Regions from separate parts of the Mus musculus genome. Here region 2 is linked to region 1. Evidence: chromatin loops called from intact Hi-C (ENCODE). Cell type or tissue: left cerebral cortex. All regions are shown on one strand.

Region 1 (8,000 bases):
ATATCAGAAGTGGACCAGGGACCTAGTCCCTGGGTTCCCAGGCAAATTCTGGGCAGCCTAGACACTCGCAGTCCTCGGTACTGGCTGTGGATAGGGGGTGGGCACTGGGGAGGAGTAGTGATTCTGGAAGACCACTTAACTACTACTGATCTGTGAGTTCACTATCTCATCTCATAGTGACACATAGCCTGCTAGCCCGAAGCCTCATTTATCAAAGGAGCATTCCGGTAAAGTTTTGGCTGTTCAGGATTTTGTCCTTTGATCTCAATGCTCCAGCTCTGTGACAGGATCTTCTGTCACTTTACCATGGCTTTTGGTGGTCACAGCTTTAGTCACAGCTTTAACATCCCTGTGCAGAAGAGTCCAAGCCATTCAACACTGTCCCCATCCCTAGGACGGGTGGGCCCCGGGTGCTGATGCTGGTCTGTCCTCTCCTTTATTCAAGTGCTCTGGGACTGACTCTGACTTGGTCAAATGTGGAGAGACAACAAAAGCTAAGTGGAAGTGTCCTGCTGGAAGTGTCCCCAGGTAGAAAGACCCCCTTGGCCAGACTGGGGCAGGAAGAGAGGGGGTACCACAATTGATTCTGATGTCCCTGGCATTTTGGCCTTCCTACTCTCTGGCTAGTCAAGCATGAGAGATCACCCCCAACTTGCCTCTAATGGCAACACCAGCCCTGGTGGATGCAAGTGACACTGACAATTTTTCTCACCACCATTGCAGAATATGTAGTCAGGGACTGCAAAACTAAAAGATACCAGATTTGATAAAGGAAACCTCTGGTTGGTATCCAGGTTATGCCCAAGGCAGGAGTTTTGTTTTGTTTTTTGTGTGTGTGTGTGTTTTTAAGAGAACAAGTTATTTGCGAGGTCCCTAGTCCCTAAAATGTCCCTATGAACTTTGGAAATCATCACCCAGGTCCTTAGAAGCTACAAAATTCATTCAAAAAGCTTGTGTTTCTAGCTGGGCGGGATGGTGCACACTTTTAATCACAGCACTCGGGAGGCAGAGACAGGCAGATCTCTGTGAGTTCAAGGCCAGCCTGGTCTACAATCGAGTCCAGGACAGCCAGGGCTATACAGAGGAACCCTGTCCGGGGGTGGGGGTGGGGGTGGAGAAGAAGCTCGTGCTTTGTTTTGGTTTAAAGAACAAACTGTAAAACAGGTAGTGAAGCCCTAGTAACATGCTTGGACAAGCAGGTACCTGCAGAGCTTTGGCTCTTGTCGCTTGCCAAAAGGTCACGATGACACAGCCTCGTTTGGGGTAGACAGTTCAGCGCTCTTCCTTCTAGACAGTGCAAGAGACTCTCCCTGTGCCAAACTTACAAGTGCACACTGCTAAGGAGGGCTCGGTACATGTGCACACAAGAAGTGCTATTTCCCCCATGCTCCACAGGAGAGAAACTCTTTAAGAGAATTGGAAAGGTTTTCTTGGGGGGCTCATCTTTGTTTTCCAGGACTGGCTTAGTGGGTAAGAGCACTGGCTGCTTTTCCAGATGACCCAGGTTCAATTCCCAGCACCCTCATGGTGGTTCACCACTGTCTGTAAACTCCAGTTCCAGGGGATCTGACACCTTCACACAGACATTTATGTAGGTAAAACACCAATGTATAATAAAATAAGAAAGAAAGAAGAGAAGAGAAAGTTTAATCCCTTCCCCTAAAGAAATGTTTCCTTAACGCAGTTGTCTGAGAAGGCCCTGGTGGGGGTGGGCAGGCACACTGGACAGAGTGTGATAGAGACGTATCACTGGGGACACTGGCAGGAAAGAGTCCTCAGAACTGAGAGAAAACCTACAAAAGTAGACCGTAGCGTTCACTTGTTATGCCATAGTGCAGGAATAAGACATCACTGCAAACTTAGCTGTGTCCCCTAGTGTCCACTGGTTTTGACCACTGTGTGCATTGAAGCCTGGCAGAAAGTGAGGGGGTGAAGCAGCATCTGCCATTTGCATCCTTCAGGAGCAGGACCCCGTGGCTTCTGGGCCACCTGCAGTTTGCGGGACCCAGGTTGCTTCTGCATTCTCTTTGGCAGTTGTCACCGGGGTTAGGCATGACTGGTGATGCTTGCTGTCATGGCCACACACAACTGCTTGGGTGTTTTGCTGGGAAGTAAAATAGTCTGGCACTCCCAGGAGCCCAGAACACCTCCCCCCACCCCACCCCAGTTTCGGGGTATGAGCGGCTGGCTATGACGTCCATGCAGCACAGACTCTGCTGGCTGAGGCTCCTTCAGGCCTGGCGATCCAGCTGTCAGGCCTGTTCTCGCTTCCGCCTACTCTTCTCTTTCACAGACAGTGCAATGTCCAACTCTGTGAATTCCACTGCCTAAGAGAAATTTGCTTTTAATGTCTAAAATGCTCCAAAGATTAGGCTGGGGGTGGTGGGGGGTGGGCATGGACAGAAAAGGGGACACCTCTTGGAACATGCACACACATGTGCAAGCACACACGGAGCCCTTTGTGCTGCCAGCATCGCCAATGACGTCACTGAATGAGCTGTTCCGAGCTGTCGGAAAGGGTTAAGCCAAGAATTTCCGTGGTGAATATTTCTGCAGTGATTTCCTCGGGAAGCTCTTTCTGGAGGCAGATTTCTGGACCTAGGCAGGCAAAGAAAAGAAAGCCAAATGCCTTTCCAGTGATGAGGCGCCTAATGAGAACAAGCCCTCAAAAACCCAAGGGAACGAGGACACTCAACAAAAGTGGGAGGCGGGCTGGGGAGACAAGGCTCAGCAGCGAAGAGCACTCCGACACCCCTACAGTGGTACACAACCATCTGTAACTCTAGTTCCAGGGGATCCAATGCCCTCCTCTGACCTCCCTAGGCATCAGGCATGCACACGGCACACAGACAGACAGACTCACAAGCAAAACACCCATCCACATAAAACAAACCCTTGAAAGGAAGGAAAGAAAAGAGGGGGCGGAGAGACTTTGTGCTGAAGGTCAGAATCCATCATGGAATGGAGTCTTATTAACTAAGGTCCTGGCAAACCTGGCTAGACAATAAAAGGAAGAAGTGGCACGGAGATGGGCCAGGCAGCTTTGCTCCTATCTTCTCAGGAACTGTGGGTCCTGACCACCAACTATCCTGGGCTTGTTGGTAGAGATTTTCCAGCCCAAGCAAGCCTAGAAGAGCTGTTTCAATGGACTCCTGAGTGTAAGCTCGGGACAGTAACATCTGTGAATGACAACTGGCTAGGAAGAGGTGGGGAGTTCTTGGGGTACAGGGAGAAGAAGAGGACTTTTCATTTGTTTGCTGCTGGGGATAGATTCAAGGTCATCAGGCCTGTGAGGAAAGGCCTCTGCCATCGAGTACAGCCCGAGGCTAGGAGGACCTTGGATGGGGAGGTGCCCTGGAGGATAACGTGCTTGCCACACAAGGGAGGACAGGGCTCAGATTCCCAGAGCCCACGTAGAAGCCTAGCAACGGAGAGGCTTCTTCTGTTCAGAGCCAGGCAGGCAGATGGGGGAGCTTGGGGCTACCTGAGTGGATTCACCATAACCAAAGAGCTCCAGCTTTGGTTAAGGCCCTGTCTTCAGGAGTGTGGTAGAGAAGGCTCAAGGAAGACACACGGTATTCGGTATTCGCTTCCGTGCTCTGCACACAGGCACATAGGCACACAACCTATCCACGAACACACACACGTGCATCGTACACATGTGCACATGCGTGAGAAAAGAAAGGACTAAAAAGGTGGGCAATGTGGCTCAGGGGGTGAAATCACTTCTCATCGAGGTTGAAGGCCTGGGTTCTAACTTCAGGACCTACATGGTGGAAGGAGAGAACTGACCACACACACACACACACACACACACACATACACACACACACGAGAGAGAGAGAGAGAGAGAGAGAGAGAGAGAGAGAGAGAGAGAATAAAAAGACATAAAAGAAAACTTTTAAGAAAAAGAACTTGAAGCCAGAAGATATGGTAGCACACACCTGTCATCCCAGCACTTGGGAGGTGAAGGCAAGAGGATCAGGAGTCCAAGGCTAGCCTAGACTATATTAAAGAGACCAATCTCAGAAGGAGCAGGGAGAGGGGGAGGAGCAGCAGCAGCAGCAGCAGCAGCAGTAGCAGCAGCCACCGCCAGGCATGCAGGCATGGCTGCATATGCCTTCAAGCCCAGCAGTTTGGAGGCAGCAGGAAGATCTCTGTGAGTCTGAAACCAGGTTTGGTTACATAGTGAGTTCCAGGCCAGCCAAAGCTACATAGTAAAACTTTGTCTCAGAGAAAAAAGAGAAAAGAAAAGAAAGAGAAAGAAAGCCAAACACTAGAAGGAGAGAGAAGAGATGGAGCCGAGAAGGAACATCTCTTCAGCTTGGAACTGAATTTGTACACCTACCCAGGGGTCTCCTCTCTCCACAGCCGACACGCAGCCACAGCTTCCAGAGCGGCTGAAGTTCATTCACGCAAACCAGAAAGATAAAAAAAATGGCCCAGAGGAGCAAAGAAAGGGAAAGGGTCAGAGGCAAAACAGGACAGGCAAAGTGGGAATGAATGCTCTCATCCGGCAGGCACAGCCACGCACGGCTCACTAATTCCCTTATTCATGGGATTCCCAGCTCGACTGACACTGCTGTGTGTGTGTGGTTGGAGGAGAGTGGCTTATATCGGTCCGGAGGAACAGATGCACTTAAGTCTACGACAAATCGTGAGTGGTGGCTATGCGCCCAGACAAAGGCAGGCTAAGTACCGTTGATGCAGGTGGCTGCAGGCTCCGATTTCCACCCCTCCGGAGTCAGGCCAAACAGAGTCGAGAAACAGTCGATCATCTCTTCTTCTGTCATGTGCTCCCCTGGGCATTGGAGTGGAAACGAAGTCTGGTTAAGTCTTGGGCTCTGTCTAAAGCTGGGGGTGGGAATTAGTAGGAGGTCTTTGTTTGTTTGTTTTGAGGCTGGGTCTCGTGGCTCACAGCCTGGCCTTCAATCTACTATGAAGCTGAACATGACCTTTGAATTCCTTTTTTGTTGTTGTTGTTTTTTGTTTTTTGTTTTTTGGGTTTTTTTTTTTTTTTTTTTGGTTTTGTTTTTGGTTTTTCGAGACAGGGTTTCTCTGTATAGCCCTGGCTGTCCTGGAACTCACTTTGTAGACCAGGCTGGCCTTGAAGTCAGAACTCCGCCTGCCTCTGCCTCCAGAGTGCTGGGATTAAAGGCGTGAGCCACTACACCCGGTTGACCTTTGAATTCCTGATCCTCGTGCCTCTGCCTCCCAAGTACTGGGGTTGCAGATTTGGGTCACCAGGTCTGGTTTATGTGGCACTGGGGATTCAGCTCAGGGCTTTGAGCGTGGTGCTAGGTAAGCACTGTACAACCGAGCACTGTACAACTCCTGGAGCCCCACTGGGAACTTGTGATCTTCCTGCCTCTACTTCCCAAGTGCTGGAATTACAGTTGTGTCACCACATCTGGCTGGAGATCTTCTTAAATTTCATATCTATCTATCCATCTATCTATGGTGTGTGTGTGTGTGTGTGTGTGTGTGTGTGTGTGTGTGTGTGTGTGTGTGAGAGAGAGAGAGAGAGAGAGAGAGAGAGAGAGAGAGAGAGCCTTACTTGTGTGGAGGTCAGAGGACAAGTTCTGGGAGACCCGTACAACTCCTGTGTGCTTTAGACTGAGCTCAGCCTTAATAGCGAGCACATTATTGGGTGAGCCATCTCACTGGCCCCTAGCCAAAGAGCTTTAAATACAAGTATTCTACTATTTCTTTAGACAGAAAGACGATATTCCTTATATGGTTTTACAAAGCTAGGGAGAAGAGGCTGGCCCTTGTAGAAGGACAGCAAGGTGAGTCAGGTATGGAAGGTTGGGCTCCACTTTATCTCAAACTTCCTCTTCTCAGAGCTCTCCTGGTTTGCAATAAAAAAGCTCCACTAGCGAGTGAGCGCCTGTCAGGTACGCAAGACAGCACAAGGCAACCTCTACATCTGTAGAGTAGATAGAAATAAAAGTTCAGTGTGGTGTGGCTTGATATCATGATGAATTCACCCATAAGCCTTATGATTGCCCAAGGAGACTGATAAACTGGCAAACTCCTCCCTGTTTTCCAAGCCAAGCTGGGTGTGGTGGCATAGGCCTTCAATCCCAGTGACAGGGAGGCTGAGGCAGGAGAATGGAGAGAGTTTGCAGACCAGAGTCTAACTCCTCCCACCAAGTGAGTCTGGAGGTTGAACTCAGGCCATCGGGCTCTGGGACCAACACCTTCACCCCACTGCGTCATCTTGCCGGCCTGTGAGTCACGTTTCTCACGTCTAGGTCAGGGACCTTCTTATTAATCCACCCTTGTCGGATATGAAGACAGTCCAAGATGCTCCTTGAGGTTGAAGCCCTGTCACGTGAGTGTCCCCTGTGACAGATGGAGAGCCCGAGGTGTCTGCCTACCCCTACCTCGGCTCTGTGTGCTGGGAAGTGGCTGGAGGAAATGGCTCCCAGCCGTCCTGGCCTTGTCTTACCTTTGGTGAGGAGTAAGTTCAGGAAATCCTCTCTCCGAATGGCCTTTTTCCCTTCCGAATTGGTGTAACCCAGCACGTTGAAGCTGTTCTGGATGCCGTCCATAGTGTTGCCGAAAGGTGGCCTATGGTTAAGGTAAACTTTGAGGAAATCCGGGAGGTTGATCTTGTCGATGAGCTTCCCGGTCTCCACGTATTCGCTGAACTTGATCTCATTAAACATGTCCTCAATCTAGAGGAGAGAGATCAGAAAGGAATATAGAAGACTATGGTCAACACAGACAAATACTTTTTGTTTGTTTGTTTGTTTGTTTGTTTTAATTACTTGGTTAGGCCACTCGTGAAAACTGGAAAGGAACACGTGTTTGTGGGTTGCGTTACGTCCTCCCCACCCCAGGACAGATTGCTGAAGTTTTCATCTTGGGGAGTTTATTAGAAATGGGGTTGCTGGGGGCTGGTGAGATGGCTCAGTGGGTAAGAGCACCCGACTGCTCTTCCGAAGGTCTGGAGTTCAAATCCCAGCAACCACATGGTGGCTCACAACCATCCGTAATGAGATCTGGCGCCCTCTTCTGGAGTGTCTGAAGACAGCTACAGTGTACTTACATATAATAAATAAATAAATCTTTAAAAAAAAAAAAAAAAAAAAAAGAAATGGGGTTGCTACAGAGGTAATTATAAAAGGTCATTGGTCACGCTGGAGTAGGGTGGCTTTCAATCCAGGATGTCCGTCGCCGTTGTACCATTGCAGCCTGGAGCTGAACACAGTGTGATATGATGCACACCTGTTCCCTCAAGGTCAGGGAACAGAATGCAAGCATCAGAGGGTAGGAGGAGTCCAAAAGGAGTCACCGGATGGACAACTGTCACAGGGAGCAGGGGGCATATGGCCCTGCTGACACTGATTTTGCATTCTGTCAGAGGACAAAACTCTGTTGTTTAAGCACGTGCCAAGCACTGGATCTTTTAAAGACTTCCTGTTCAAATTATCTCTAGGTATGTGTGTCTCTATGTATGTGTAAACAAACATGAGTGCAGATGCCTGTGTGTGCCAGAAGAGGGCGTTGAATCCCTCGGAGCTGGAGTCACAGGTGGTCACAAGCCACCTGATGTGTGGGTGCAGGAACCAAACTCTGGTCCTCTGCAGGAAGGAATGGTGAGCGCCCTTAACCCAAGCCATCTCTCCAGCCCCTTTTTTCCTTGTGTTTTAAGCCACTCAGTCTGTGTTGGTTTTTTGTCCTGCCCTGATGGTGTCACACTGTTCATACCATGTGGACTGTCATGAACGCTATTCAACTGTGTCACCTTTCACCCTGAGGATCTCGCAATGTATCTATCAACCACTTCCTCACGCTGACACATACACATTCATTTATTTGTTTTGAAGGAAGAGTCTCTCCAGGCGTAGTGGTACATACCTGCTTCCTGTGGTCAGGAAACAGAGGCTGCAATATGCCTTAGGTTCAGAGCCAACCTGTGCCTGCATAGCAAGTTCTAAGGTAGCCATGGAGAGACAGAGAGATTCCATTTCAATAAACCAACAAAAAAA
Region 2 (8,000 bases), 66 kb after region 1:
ATAATTATATTATTAGCCCAGTTTGGGCTAGTCACTGTGACACTCTGAGCCTCAGTGTCCTCTTCTGTCATGTGTGTATACGAACACCTACCTTCCAAGCACAGTAATGAGAAACTGAGTCTAAGTGGCTGGGGGTCTGAGTCCCCAGGAACAGGTGCCCTCCATAACCTCTGTGGGGACATATTCTATGCATTTAGTTGTTTTAAGAAATCTAAGCTGGGCAGTGGTGGTGCATGCCTTTAATTCCAGCACTCAGGAGGCAGAGGCAGGCGGATTGCTGAGTTCAAGGCCAGCCTGGTCTACAGAGTGAGTTCCAGGATAGCCAGGGCTACAGAGAACCGCTGTCTCCAAAACAAAACAAAACAAAACAAAAATCTAACATTTAGTTGTTTTAAGAAATGCACAAAATGCAGATGTTTCTAACTCTTGAAACGACAAAGTTAGCATCAACTAGTGTTTCCCCCTGGGTATCAGTCAGACTCAAAGCAGATATGCTTCTAATGCTCTTTTAATTTTCCTTTTTGTTTAATCACATTCATGTGTGTGTGTGTGTGTGTGTGTGTGTGTATGTGTGTGTGTGTGATGGAGAAGGCACACACTCTCCTGCCACAGTGCACATGTGGAGGTCAGAGGACCACCTACCAGAATTCCTCCCTCTATCCTTCCACAATGTGAGTCCTGGGGAATCAAACCGAGGCCACTGGGGCTTCGTGTCTGCAGCCTGGGCCCCCTCACTGTTCCTAACATGTGCATCCAAAGGGAGAAAGTGCTGGAAAAGGAAACGCCAGCCAGTATGACAGTGAGGCACAGAAGCCAACCTGGGATCCAAGGCAAAGTCTATACGAAAGTTACAGGTGTCATTTTCCAGCCTGGCGAGGTGGCCCATGCCTGCTATCCCTGCCATCTCCGGGGTTAAAGTCAAAAGTTTGACAGCCCAGGGCTAGTCTGGACTCCAAATCTGAGTCCCTATCTTTTTTTTTTTTTTTTAAGATTTATTTTATGTGTATGAGTACACTGTCGCTGTCTTCAGACACACCGGAAGAGGGCATCGGATCCCATGACAGATGGTTGTGAGCCACCATGTGGTTGCTGGGAATTGAACTCAGGACCTTTGGAAGAACAGCCGGTGCTCTTAACCGCTCTCTCCAGCCCCTGAGTCCCTCGCTTAACAAACAAGCAAAGACATCGTCTTGTTCACGGGGAGCTAAAGCCTGCACACCTGCAGATGGTACTGGGTGTTCCTGACGACGTCGTACATGATGGCGGTGTGAGCACAGGTGTAAAGGATGACTCTCCTGTCTTCCCGCATGTAGTAGACAGGGAGCGAACTGTTCCAGCCAAAGGACCAGGTCATGCTCTGGGGGATAGAGACAAACACAGGGAGCCATGACTTGTTGAGCCCAGAGCTGTGACTCCCGAGAGCCCCCACCCTGCCTGCCCCTGGGTGAGAACCATTCTGACAGTCCCAGGAAAAGAACCTTTTGGTTCCAAACATGGTCACCCAGGTTGACTGCAAACTCACTACATAGCTAAAGGGTGGCTTTTTACCCCCAATCCTCCGGACCGCCACACTTTTTCTATAAAAAGATTAAAAATTAAAAATTAAAAATGGGCCGGGCAGTGGTGGCCCACACCTTTAATCCTAGTGCTTGGGAGGGAGAGGCAGGTGGGTTTCTGAGTTCGAGGCTAGCCTGGTCTACAGAGTGAGTTTCAGGACAGCCAGGGCTACACAGAGAAACCCTGTCTTGAAAACTAAATATAAAATAAAAAAATAAAAAATAAATAAAAACAAAGGGAGAGATTGGTCATGGAAAGGTTAGGGAGGGAGGAAGGGTCTTTTGCATCGTAAAACATCTTTTCTGTTCTCCCACTTCCCAGGCCTGAAGCCCCACTTGGTGCTAATAGTCTGAGCACCAGATGTGACAAATTCGTTACTTCTTGAAAACCCCAGATGGAGATCTGATAAGACTCAGTAAGCAAGCTTATGGGAAAGGCAAGCATTGCCCGGATGATTGACTGCCTCTTCCTCTGCTTCCTGGTTGTGTTTGTTTGTTTGGTTGGTTTTGGTTTTTTTTTCGAGACAGGGTTTCTCTGTGTAATCTTGGCTGTCCTGGAACTCACTTTGTAGACCAGGCTGGCCTCGAACTCAGAAATCTGCCTGCCTCTGCCTCCCAAGTGCTGGGATTAAAGGCATGTGCCACCACGCCCGGCTGAATGACAAACTTCTGAAGATAATGATTTATATAAAATATAGCAGCAAGCTGTCTGTCTTCTCTTGGAATGATACTTAGAAGGAAGGATTATGGAAACACGGTGCATCATTTCTTCCCAAGACAGACACGGCAGGTAACGGTATGGTTCTCTCGTTCTCTCTCTCCTCTCATGCAACCTTCCTGTTCCCATCAGCCTGCACTCTGGAATTTATGTCTCCCTTTAGATCTTGGGTTGCGTGGGCAGAGATACTAGAACTGTGGAATCATGGTTGTCTAAGGCTGCACCTTCTAGGAACAGAATTACTTAATCTCTGGCTTGGGTCTAAGCACTGATTTTATGCAAATGAAACTGTTCCTTTGGAGACTTGCTATTCCTAAAAGGATCACTGTGTTCATCTTAGATTTCATCCTGTCGTTTTAAAATTAGTCACGAGAAAGGAAAGACTCCAGCCAGGCACGGCAGGGTGCAGCAATTGAGAGGTGGCCTAGGCTACACAGAACGTTTGAAACTAGCCTGAGGTATATGAGAACCAGTTTGGGTTTTCTGGGTATTTTTGTTTTCTTTTCTTTTCTTTTTTTTTTTTTGGTGTTTTGTTTTTTCTTTTCTTTCTTTCTTTTTTTTTAAAGGGGAGGGCTAGAGAGATGGCTCAGTGGTTAAGAGCACTGACTACTCTTCTGAAGGTCCTGAGTTCAAATCCCAGAAAACACATGGTGACTCACAACCATCTGAACAGCTACAGCGTACTCACATACATAAAATAAATAAATAAATAAATGAATTTTTTTTAAAAAGGGAACTTGGCGGGAAGGCATCAAGATGGCTGCTAGGGTAAAGGAGCTTGCTGTTCAAGGCAAACGCCCTCAGCTCAGTGCCCAGAACCCAGGTGACAGTGGAGAGAAGCAACTCCACGGAGCTGCCATCCGACTTCCACAAACACATCATGCACATATACATACAATCACAAATTAATTTTAAAAAAGGGGGGGGGCTGGCCTGACGGCTCAACAATAAAGGGGCTTGCTACCAAGCCTGGTGACATGAGTGCTGCCATCTCCAAGATCCACAGGGTGGAAGGAGATGTCCTCTGACTTGCATACATGTGCTATAACACACATATGTACACACAATAATTTCATAAATTTATTTATTTTACAACTATGCATATATTCACCGCATGGATGTATGTGTGCCACATGCACTCCTGGTGCCTACAGAGACCAGATGAGGTCATTGGTTCCCTAGGACTGGAGTTAGAGATGGTTATAAGCCATCGCATGGGTTCTGGGAATCAAACTTGGGTCCTCTGTAAGGGGAATAAGTGCTCTAAACTGCTGGGTCTTCTCTCTAGTCTCTTAATATTATTTTTTTAAAGGAAATAAGTATCATGTTATTCCAAGATTAACACGGGACTGCCTTCATATGCTGGGACTACTCTGGAACTACATTCACAGTTTCTGACAACAAAGGGTTAAGCTCATAGCTCACATCCTTTCTAATATTCTCAGCAAGTGGGGTATAAGTTACCTCATGTGTTTGTATTTTTCTAAAATGCTGTGATATCAAGATGAAAGCTGAGGGCTGGAGAGATGGCTCAGTGGTTAAGAGCACTGACTTAGAGGTCCTGAGTTCAATTCCCAGCAACCACATGGTGGCTCACAACCATCCGTAATGGGGTCTGATGCCCTCTTTTGGTGTGTCTGAAGAGAGCAATGGTGTGCTCATATACATAAATATAAATAAATATTTTTAAAAAATGAAAGCTGAGTAGCCAGGACTGCGTTTGCCTGCCTTCCATCATCCTCACGAGCAATTACTGCCTGTTTCTGAAGGGAGCTGACTCCATGGTGAAACCTGCTCACCATTGGCACCGCGAGTTCCCTAAGGCTGCTGGTCGAAGACCATGGACCCAAAGGGGAGGACACAGAGTGGGTGTGGGAGGGACACCAGAGGGCATCCATCCACCAGAGCACCTTTAGTGAGAGGGAGGAAGGAGTCTGAAGTACCACAGGTGGCCACTAGGGGGCCCCCTAATTAGACCTGAGATAGTGAAGAGATGTGTTGATACAGAGAGAGCTTGTACCTATTCAGCTTTTCCCATTTTGCAGAAATGAGGGATATCTCAATGGTCTTTAAGTGATAGGTAGACAGATAGATAGATAGATAGATAGACAGACAGACAGACAGACAGATAGGGAGAGCAGGAAAGAGCTAACTGACCAAGACCCAAGTTCAGATCCCCAGAACCCATTTAAAAATCTAGATATTGCTGGGCCCAGTGGCATACACACACACACACACACACACACACACACACACACACACACACACACACACACTTAGTCCCAGCATCTGGGAGACAGAGGCACAAAGATCTCTGTGAGTTCAAGGCTAGCCTGGTCTACAGGGTGAGTTCAAGCCCAGCCAGGGTTAAACAGTGAAACCCTGTCTGAAAAAGAAAAAAGAAAAAAGAAAAACTGGCAGACATGGTAGTCTTATTTGTAATACTGACGTGGTGGTTTGGAAAAGAATGGCCCCCACAAGTTCATATATTTGCTTGCTTAGTCCAAAGTTGACGGACAGTTTAGGGGAGGATTAGTGGGTGTGGCCTCCTTGAAAGCAGTGTGACACGGAGGGTGAGGTTTGAGAAGCTAAAACAAGTCTCTCTCTCTCTCTCTCTCTCTCTCTCACTCACTCTGGCTCTTAGCTCTCTGCCTGCTACCTGCAGATAGATAAGGATGTAAGCTCCTAGCTCCAGCAGTCAGCAGTCTGCCTGCCTTCCTGCCAAGCTTCCCGCCTTCGTGGTCACAGAGTGACCCTCTGAAATTGTAAGCAAGCCCCCAGCAAGATGCTTTGTATTTTACAAGAGTTAGCATGGTCATCATGGCGCCTCTTGATGGCAACTGGACACTGACTAAGACGCCCCAGCAAAGGATTGGAGGTGGGGGATCCCGGAGGCTCGCCGGCCAGTCAGTATAAACGGAATGAGCTTCGGGCTCAGGGAGAGGCCACTGTCTCAACAAAATTAAAGTGTGACATGGGCAAGACTGGCTCAGCGAGTCAAGGTCTTGCTGCCATGCCTGAGCAGTGAAGGAGAAACTGACTTCTGAAAGTTGTCCTCTGACTTTCACACTGGAACATCTGTGTGACCCTCACAAGTAAAGGCACCGCAGATTTTAAAAATAAAAACAAAGGTGGTGGTGACTGAACGTTGTACAACTTTTCTTGTATTCCGGGGGTTGCGGTTCCGAGAGTTGTAACTTCCAGGCCAGCCTGGGCTACATAGCAAATCCTTCTTAAAACAAAACAGAAAAAAACAAAAACAAAACCCAACAAAACCTACTGTGAGCTGAGTTCAAAGGCTCACTCTGTGTTAAGACTAGACTCTATATAGAATCACTCTTCCAAAGGCAGAAGTCCACAAGAAAAGTAAGTGTGTGGGGTGGGGGTGGGAGGAAACGAACCAAAAAGCAAGAAATGAATCCCGACGAATACATTTCTGGAAAGCGGCAGATGGGGAAGGAGTTGGTGGGGGGAGGGGCCTCTTCTTCCTTCTCTGGGTAAATGACAATGTTTCTGCAACTCACAGATGGTGCCTCCCGGGGAGACATGTCAGGAGCCGCGAGAGGGGTGAATTTCCAGGGAAGGCCAGAGCTTTGTCATCTTCTGACTGGGGTTTGGAGAGCTGTTAAAGCTCTCTTCCCGGAGCAGAGGCAAATGAGGAGAGGGAGGGGAGGACGTGCGGAAGCGAAGGAGGAAGATCCAGTAGTATAGAAGACAGAAGAGGGTAAAGAGAGCAAGATAGGAGAGAGGAAGAGGAGGAGGAAGAGGAACGGAGGGTGGGAAAGGAAGAGAAAGGGACGTGGAGAGTCCCTTGTGAAATAATCCTCGTGCAACAGTCAAGCTATTCGGGGAATTTCCGGCCTGCCAGAGCAGTGCTATTGAACCCAGATGTCACCATCAAGTTCTAGGTCGAACACGTGGGTGTGCCACTCCCCCCCCAATACCCTCCACTATGCCCCCCCCCCCCCAGCTCTTGACAGAACTTTAAAAGACGTAGTTGGTCTGAAAAGTATTGGTTTAAAAAGATGCCCGCTCCATTCCCTCCCAAGGTTGGAGAGATGCCAAGGAGAGGACTGAGCTGGATTCTCAGGACGCCTGGTTTGTTTTTTATTTTTGTTTTATATAAGGCTAGGCTTGCCGGGCATGGTGGTGCATGCCTTTAATCCTAGCACTCCAGAGGCTGAGGCAGGCAGATTTCTGAGTTCGAGGCCAGCAGCCTGGTCTACAAAGTGAGTTCCAGAACAGCCAGGGCTACACAGAGAAAAAAAAAAAAAAAAGGCTAGGCTTGAGAGAAGTGATCCCCCGGTGCTGAGGAGGGCAGAAACAGTGGATCTTGGGGGCTTGAGGTGAGTGTCACTGGCCAAGCAGCCTAGGCTATTTCACAACCTAAATTCCAAGCCAGTGGAAAACCTTATCTAAGCACGCCTTTAATCCAGGAGGCAGAGGCAGGTGGATCTCTGAGTTTGAGGCCAGCCTGGTCTACAGAGTGAGTTCCAGGACAGCCAGGGCTACACAGAGAAACCCTGTCTCGAAAAAAGAAAGAAAGAAAGAAAGAAAGAAAGAAAGAAAGAAAGAAAGAAAGAAAGAAAGAAAGAAAGGAAGGAAGGAAGGAAGGAAGGAAGGAAGGAAGAAAGAAAGAAAGAAAGAGAGAGAGAGAGAAAGAAAGGGGGGAACATCCAATAATAAAAATAAAGGTGAACAGAGGCTAAAAAAAAGAGCCAAGGTTATCTTCTGCCTTTCACATGAATGTGGGCACACACACCCGTGCGCACACCGGAACTTCCTAGACATACACAGGTGCCTTATCTCACAATGATGTCCAAGCCTAGGAATGACATGCCATTTACACTCACCAAAGGGTACACCTTGGAGTCCTCCTCCTTCTGGAATAAGGTGTCCTCTGTGGAGACAGACACCAGTGACTCCTCCGCACTCAGTCCTTTGGACTGGAATAATTTTCGTCTTTCTTCCAGGGAGAGTCTTGCTTCATCTTTTCCTTGGGCTAAAATGTCTTCAGGCTTCTGGCTGGCTTCCTCGGTATCATCCACTTTCATACTGTTATCTTTGTAAATCTGGCTTACTTCTGGACTATCAGCCTTGAAAGGGAAACGAGATTCTGACCCTGCACGTCACATACCCAAGGCTCTGCGCTCCTATCCCCTGCCTGTTTTCATGTCCAGCCAGCCAGTCTCAGGCTAACAGGTGATTCAAAAGGGAGCCTGGGTCTCTTTCCGCCATCTTGGCGCCTGTGGAGGCCTGCTGGGAACAGGACTTCTAACAGCAAGTATGTCTGGAAGGCTGTGGTGCAAGGCCATTTTTGCTGGCTACAAGCGAGGTCTCCGGAACCAAAGAGAGCACACGGCTCTTCTTAAAATTGAAGGCGTTTATGCCCGAGATGAAACGGAGTTCTACTTAGGCAAGAGATGTGCTTATGTGTATAAAGCAAAAAACAATACAGTGACTCCTGGAGGTAAACCAAACAAAACCAGAGTGATCTGGGGAAAGGTAACTCGGGCCCACGGAAACAGCGGTATGGTTCGTGCCAAATTCCGAAGCAACCTTCCTGCAAAGGCCATTGGACACAGAATCCGTGTGATGCTGTACCCATCCCGGATTTAAACTAATGGAGAGTAAATAAACAAAAGGGAGCCTGGGACATTTTATACTAAAGAAATGAATCCAGGCTGTGTTCAGGTTAACTCTTGGCCTAACAGACCCACCCACCA

Evidence for each region. A loop is a pair of places that touch in the nucleus more often than their neighbours do. Peaks named below come from ENCODE experiments on the same cell type or tissue, not always from the same donor. Only the 100,000 strongest peaks of a DNase experiment are listed, where the experiment ranks them.
Region 2: it touches region 1 in a loop (2.3-fold over the local background); 2 of 42 quality-filtered maps call a loop at or near these places.

Annotation. Positions count from the first base shown.
Region 1 is chr5:123,321,116-123,329,115 of GRCm38, reverse strand. It overlaps Wdr66 (WD repeat domain 66), which reads right to left. Exons shown (of 21, transcript NM_001370840.1): 19 at 6,455-6,683; 20 at 4,700-4,801; 21 at 1,632-2,598. The coding sequence ends at 2,486. Among named protein-coding and RNA genes, the nearest start is that of Bcl7a, 19 kb to the left of the region's middle. In left cerebral cortex, no CTCF peak of the experiment used is centred here; DNase peaks (open chromatin) are centred at 2,201, 2,564 and 4,651; H3K27ac peaks cover 1,564 bases.
Region 2 is chr5:123,255,374-123,263,373 of GRCm38, reverse strand. Wdr66 (WD repeat domain 66) reads right to left here. Exons shown (of 21, transcript NM_001370840.1): 2 at 7,128-7,370; 3 at 1,220-1,357. It also overlaps the pseudogene Rpl35a-ps6. Among named protein-coding and RNA genes, the nearest start is that of Wdr66, 5.6 kb to the right of the region's middle. In left cerebral cortex, a CTCF peak has its summit at 4,213 (motif pointing right); DNase peaks (open chromatin) are centred at 2,466, 4,208 and 5,768; H3K27ac peaks cover 783 bases.